Regions from separate parts of the Homo sapiens genome. Here region 2 is linked to region 1. Evidence: chromatin contacts called from ENCODE Hi-C or POLR2A ChIA-PET data. All regions are on one chromosome and are shown on one strand. Each heading gives the region's core, a stretch centred on a gene start or an enhancer-like site at or near the end of the contact. The rest is flanking DNA. Distances are from core to core; before and after follow the strand shown.

Region 1 (2,945 bases), core at 203-2,702:
TCAGGCTCCTGCCTGCCCCCAAGGACCAAGCTGCCCCTGTACTTTGGACTCCAAACCAGCAGGTCAGTTTTCACATTTCAAGTTTCCCAACACACTCATCTTCCCAAGGTGCTACTGAATAGGGCACAAATTTTCCTTCAATTTGGTATTGAGACATTCACCACAGCCCTTGCCATAATGATGACACAACTTAGAGTGTTATAAGACCAAGATTAGACAACATTGCTCTAGAACACTGTTCTAGATTAGAGCTTCTTCCAACACTAGAAAGATTCAGGACTATCGGAGCCAAAGAGATTCTAGAAAACCATTAAATTTAAACCACTTACTCTACAAGCAAGGAAACTGAGGCCCAGAGAGGTGAGGTAATCAAATAAGAAAAGGGACATAAACTGAAGAGTTTTTATTACTGTGGAAGATTCCTGTTATTCCTGGCAAGGTCAGGGGGCCCTTGCTTGCCCTTCCCATCAGAGCAGCTGAAGTCTCCTACTCACAGTTACCCTTCAAATCTCTCCACCAAATACAGGGGATAAGGCTTATTTAACCCTCAGACCAGTGCTTCTTAGACCTGGAGCGATCCTAATGCCTAACCCCAGCTCAGACCAATTAAACCAGAAATTACAGAGGTGGAGCCACCATAGGATCCCCAAAATCCGTACCTTCCCCCATGGGTTCCTTAAACCCTCCCCAGCCTGAAGGGCTTTTGCACTTGCTCTTTTCTCCAATCTGATTGCTCTTTTCTCAGATATCTGCGTGGCTCCCTCTCTCACTTCCTTCAGACCTCCGCTCAAAGGCCATTTAATCCATGAGATTTCTCTGACTTCTCAATTTAAAATAGAAGACCTTCCTCCCCACCAAACCCCTCATCCACCAAGCCTGCTTCATTTTTCTCCATAACACTTTTCACCATCTCTTATATTTTATCTTACTTATTATCTATAAATGCATACAAACCAGAATGAGCCCTATAAGAGTAAGATTTGTGTTTATTTTGTTCCTTGTTATATTCCCAGTGCCTAGAATAGTGCCTGGCACATAGCAGACCATCACATATATACTCTAAATGAACACATCAGGAACACAAATCTCAAAATATGACTCATACCAAAAGATCATAAAGAAGCAGCCGTTTGGTTGATTATACCAAAAACACTTCTTCACTGATCTCATCTTGGCACAACCCTTATCAAAAACAGGATAGAAGCCTAATGAAACAGAAACCATTCAGAAATACTTTCAGAAATAAGTATTTCTAGACAATTAATCCAATCCAATGGGTTTGTTCGTCAAAGACAATTTGTTCTGAGAAATAAACATACGGAAACAGAAAATGAACTTGAAAGGTGATGGAACAAATGGCTTTCAGATATCATCTTAGCATATGTGCAGATTCAGAAGAAAGCCTGAGAGCACTGACAGCTGTACTCAGACAGGAAGAGTTTTCAGCAGACCAGAAAGAACAGACAGGCTCCTCTCCTGGGATTACAGCCCGTGAGGTGAAGGTGCCATCTGGGATACTATTGCCTGCTTACCCCCAGACCCCTCAACCTGATGAACACCTTCAGCAACCTGAGGATGACCCTTCCTTTTCCTTTCTCCTACTTACACCCCACCTGCTTCCAAAACTCACTTGAAACCACTGACAACACTTTAAACTCTACCACATTGGAAGCACTGGAAGCCTTTGTCAAGGCAGCCACACAGCAGTTGGGGAGCATCCCGCCATTACCAAGTCTCACTGATGTCATCTGCTCCATCCCATGTCTGCCGACCCCCTGGTCCTTGCTCTTTCCTTGCCCTCTCTGGTCTTTCCCTACTTGGTCATCCTGCAAATTTCTTTAAGACTAATCCTTCCCAAACACCATTTTTATCAGGTCACTTACTCTGCTCAAAAACTCCCTGGGCCGGGCATGGTGGTTCATGCCTGTAATCTCAGCACTTTGGGAGGCCAAGGTGGGTGGATCACCTGAGGTCAGGAGTTTGAGACTGGCCTGGCCAACATGGCGAAACCCCATCTCTACTAAAAATACAAAAAAATTAGCCAGGTGTGGTGACGCATGCCTGTAATCTCAGCTACTTAGGAGGCTGAGGCAAGAGAATTGCTTGAATCCGGGAGATGGAGGTTGCAGTGAGCCAAGATTGTGCCATTGCACCCCAATCTGGGCAACAAGAGGGAAACTCTGTCCTAAAAAAAAAAAAACTTCTTCCTGTAGCCTACCATATTAGGTCCAAGCCCTGGGCCAGGCTTTCAAAAACCTCCATAATCTAGGCCTAAGACCAGGGCTACTGTGTTTTTCAGCAGCTGCCCCTCACTGGTCTTGCAGCACCAACTCACTGCCTCCCTGCTGAACAGCACCAGTAAGAGATGGGGTATAGAGACTGGAACAGACTGGACCATGTCTCTGAACTCCGTTCCTACTGAGAGCATCCTCTTCATCCTCCTCTCTTCCACCCAACCACACTCCTTCTCTCCTACTCCAGCTGCTAGCTACACTGCCCTTTGCTACCCTATCTCTACACCACACACACACCGCAGACATGCACGCATGTACTTTCATTCATTCAATAATATTGAGCACCATTACTGTGTGCCAGGCCTTGTTCTAGTCACTGTGGATACCACAGTGGACACCACAGTGAACAGAACAAATGAAATTCCTGCCCATGTAGAGCTGATAATCCACTGGAAGGAGACAGACATACAGAGACAGATTCATAAAAGTCATACTTATTCTCTTTCTCAACCAGGGCTCCTCATATGACATCAGAAGAGTGAATATATTCTCAGTTCTGAAGTGAGAGAGCAAGCCATGAGAATATGGGGGAGAAGAGGTTTTAGGCGGAGGGATGAACAAGAAGGAAGAGAAAGGCCCTGAAGCAGAAGGAGTAGGAGATATGGCTGGGAAGCAGATGATGGCAGGCCATTGCTAGGTCTTTGACTTTGA
Region 2 (2,945 bases), core at 153-2,652, 150 kb before region 1:
GGTGGTTCATGCCTGTAATCCCAGCACTTTGGGAGGCCGAGGCAGGAGGATTGCTTGAGCTCAGGAGTTTGAGACCAGCCTAGGAAACAAAGCAAGGCCCCCATCTCTACATAAACAAATTTTTTTTTAACAGCTATGTATGGTGGCACACACATGTGGTTCCAACTGCTCTGGAGGCTGAAGTGGGAGGATTACTGGATTCCAGGAGTTCGAGGCTGCAGTAAGTCATGATCATGCCACTGCACTACAGCCCAGACAACAGAGTAAGACCCCATGTTTGAAAAAAAAAAAAAAAAAGTAATCCCAGCACTTTGGGAGGCCGAGGCAGGTGGATCATTTGAGGTCAGGAGTTCGAGACCAGCCTGGCCAACATGGTGAAACCCCATCTCTACTAAAAATAGAAAAAAATAAGCCAGGGGTAGTGGCGGGTGCCTGTAATCCCAGCTACTCGGAAGGCTGAGGCATGAGAATCGCTTGAACCCGGGAGGCAGAGGTTGCAGTGAGCCGAGATCATCCGACTGCACTCCAGCCTGGGGTGACAGAGTGAGACCCTGTCTAAAATAATAATAATAATAAGAAGAAGAACAACAACAACAACAACAACAACAGGTTGAGGTGGCTGGTGGATGCAATTCACTGCAGAAATAGCCCTGAGTGAGAAGAACAGGAGCTAAGGACAGGGCCCTGTGGTCAGTGTGTCATTAAAGGGTGAGAGGGGAAGGAGGAGCCTGTGAAGGAGACAAAGAAATAGCCAAGGGCTGGAGGACGGCCAGAAGAGAGGCAGGATGGAAACCGAGGGGCAGCTTTTCAAGAAGGGATAGTCACTAGCACTGTGTCAGGGGCATCAGAGAACTCTGGAACGGTAAGGACTGAGCCAGACCCCTGGGACTTAGCAACTTGGAGGCACCCATGATCTAGGTGAGAGCAGTGTCAGAGGAAGCGTGGGGACTGAGGCTGATGTCAGTGAGCCAAGGTGGAAGTGAGACATGAAGAAGGGGAGACCACAAGAATGGACAGCCCTTGCAAGAAGCAGCACTGTGCTCACTGCCGGAGACTGGTGAGGGCCCGGCAAGGGCTGCTTTTATTTTTTAAGGAGGGAGAGTCTTGAGCAACCAAATTTAGGCTCTAGTTCAAAGTGAACTGGGATTACAGAATGGACCCTGAAGAGAATGGAGATTCTGCCCGGGCAGCTGGGAGGCAAGCCCTGCTGAGGCCTTTTCTTTCTCCTGTCCCTTCCCAGACCAATGCTGCAGGTTGTATCTGGACTTGCTCTGCTGTCATCTGTCACCAACTTCCCTGTGGTGGGGAAGTCACCCGACAGAGAACACCAGAACTGTGCCCCGTGACTCCTCCTCCCGCCTGGGGCTAGAAACACCTCCAGCACGGGTAGGATGACATCATCCCACACTCCTGGGACTGAGATGCAGAGAGAGTCACGTACTGTCTAGACTGCTTGTCCAGTGGATCCTGAGAGGGACTGCAGGGCAGCTAGCAGGCCTGCAGGGATGGGCCCACGCCAGGAAGGAGAGTGCCCGGGGCATCAGGACCCCACTGCAGCATTGGGACTTTCTCCTGCCAGCAATCAAAAGATTTTCTATCTGTGAGACGGAGAATGGTAGAAGAGAAGCTATGTTTTGGATTAAGTGGGGCCTGTCTAGGGAGGGGAGGGGAATGAAAGAGAAAAGAGGTGGCCCCAATTTTCTAAGGTAGGATAGAATATTAAATAAGGTCCCTGTGGCCAATATCATCTTACAGCCCAGGAAACACCTCTGGGGCCTGCAGGATGTGAGGTGGCAGAACAGGGCAGCAGCTCGAGGCAGTGCTGCTGTGGAAAGGGGAGGCAAGTGCCATTAAATTCCACTGTGTGCCAACCACGAGGGCTTGTCCTGGGCCAGGTCCCTAATATGTGGGGACTCATGAATCCTCATAGCATCTGTGGTGGATGTAACTGTCGCCACTTCACAAATGGGCACACGGAGGCTGTGAGATCTTGGCTACCCACCCGAGGTCACACACCTGCAAAGAGGCAGATGCATTTCCCAGCCACCATGCAGATTGCCAAGGTCCTGCCATGCCCCTTGGGAGGTTTGCCCTGGGAACAGTCCTGGAGGCTTGTTTCTCTGCCTTCAGGGGCAGCATGCATCCCTGCTGGAAACTGAATGTCTGTGTCCCCCTAAATTCATATATTGAAACCAAATTCCCTAGGTGATGGTATTAGGAGGTGGAGCCTTTGGGGGTGATTAGGTTATGAGGGTGGAGCCCTCATGAATGGGATTAGTGCCGTTGTAAAAGAGGCACAGTGGCTCACGCCTGTAATCCCAGCATTTTGGGAGGCTGAGGCCAGAGGATCCCTTGAGTTCAGGAGTTCAAGACCAGCCTCGGCAATATAGTGAGACCCTGTATCTACCAAAATTCAAAAAAATTAGCTGGGCATGGTGGCATGTGCCTGCAGTCCCAGCTATTCTGGAGGCTGAGGCAGGAGGATCACTTGAGCCAAGGAGATGGAGGCTGCAGTGAGCAGTGATCACACTACTGCACTCCAGCCTGGGCAACAGAGTGAGATCCTGTCTCAAAAAAATAAAAATAAAAAATAAAAGAGGCTCCAGAGAGCTCCCTCACCTCTTTTACCATGTGAGGACACAGACGACCAAGTAGGCAGAGAGCAAAGTGGGCCTCAACAGAATTCAACCTTGCAGGGACACTGATCTCAGACTTCCAGCCTCTAGAAGTGTGAGAAATAAATTTCTGTTGCTTGTAACCACCCAGTTTATGGCCTCCTGGATGGACTAAGGCAGTCCCCTTCAAGGAAGAGCCAAGTAAGTCCTGACCACTGCCTTGTAGAAATGGCTTTGGAGGCTGGTCCTGCTAGTACCATAACTCAAGGAAGAAGGAAATTCTAGCTCTTCTAGGCCAGTGGTTCTCAGCACGTGGACCAGCAGCATCCT

The links. Hi-C counts contacts between places; a loop is a spot of excess contacts on that map. ChIA-PET counts read pairs that join two places held with the same protein, here RNA polymerase II (POLR2A). Pooled maps may share reads with other maps.
Region 2: a loop to region 1 is called in a map of heart right ventricle, with 1.8 times the contacts of the local background. The contact joins two enhancer-like sites. A Hi-C loop is called at or near these places in 4 of 168 maps with a recorded cell type or tissue (CD8-positive, alpha-beta T cell, Calu3, heart right ventricle and 1 more), 3 of 37 single-sample maps with no recorded cell type and 7 of 50 pooled maps. POLR2A ChIA-PET finds 5 or more read pairs at or near these places in 1 of 52 experiments (activated CD8-positive, alpha-beta memory T cell).

The regions. Positions count from the first base shown.
Region 1 is chr15:84,760,223-84,763,167 of GRCh38, reverse strand. All of the region lies in intron 1 of ZNF592 (zinc finger protein 592), which reads right to left. Among named protein-coding and RNA genes, the nearest start is that of ZNF592, 13 kb to the right of the region's middle. RefSeq lists an enhancer at 2,053-2,554. Within about 2 kb of position 1,452, at least 3 of the 41 ENCODE cell types and tissues checked have a DNase peak (open chromatin) inside an H3K27ac peak, as active enhancers do.
Region 2 is chr15:84,913,593-84,916,537 of GRCh38, reverse strand. All of the region lies in intron 9 of SLC28A1 (solute carrier family 28 member 1), which reads right to left. Among named protein-coding and RNA genes, the nearest start is that of SLC28A1, 30 kb to the right of the region's middle. RefSeq lists an enhancer at 1,021-1,220. Within about 2 kb of position 1,402, at least 21 of the 41 ENCODE cell types and tissues checked have a DNase peak (open chromatin) inside an H3K27ac peak, as active enhancers do.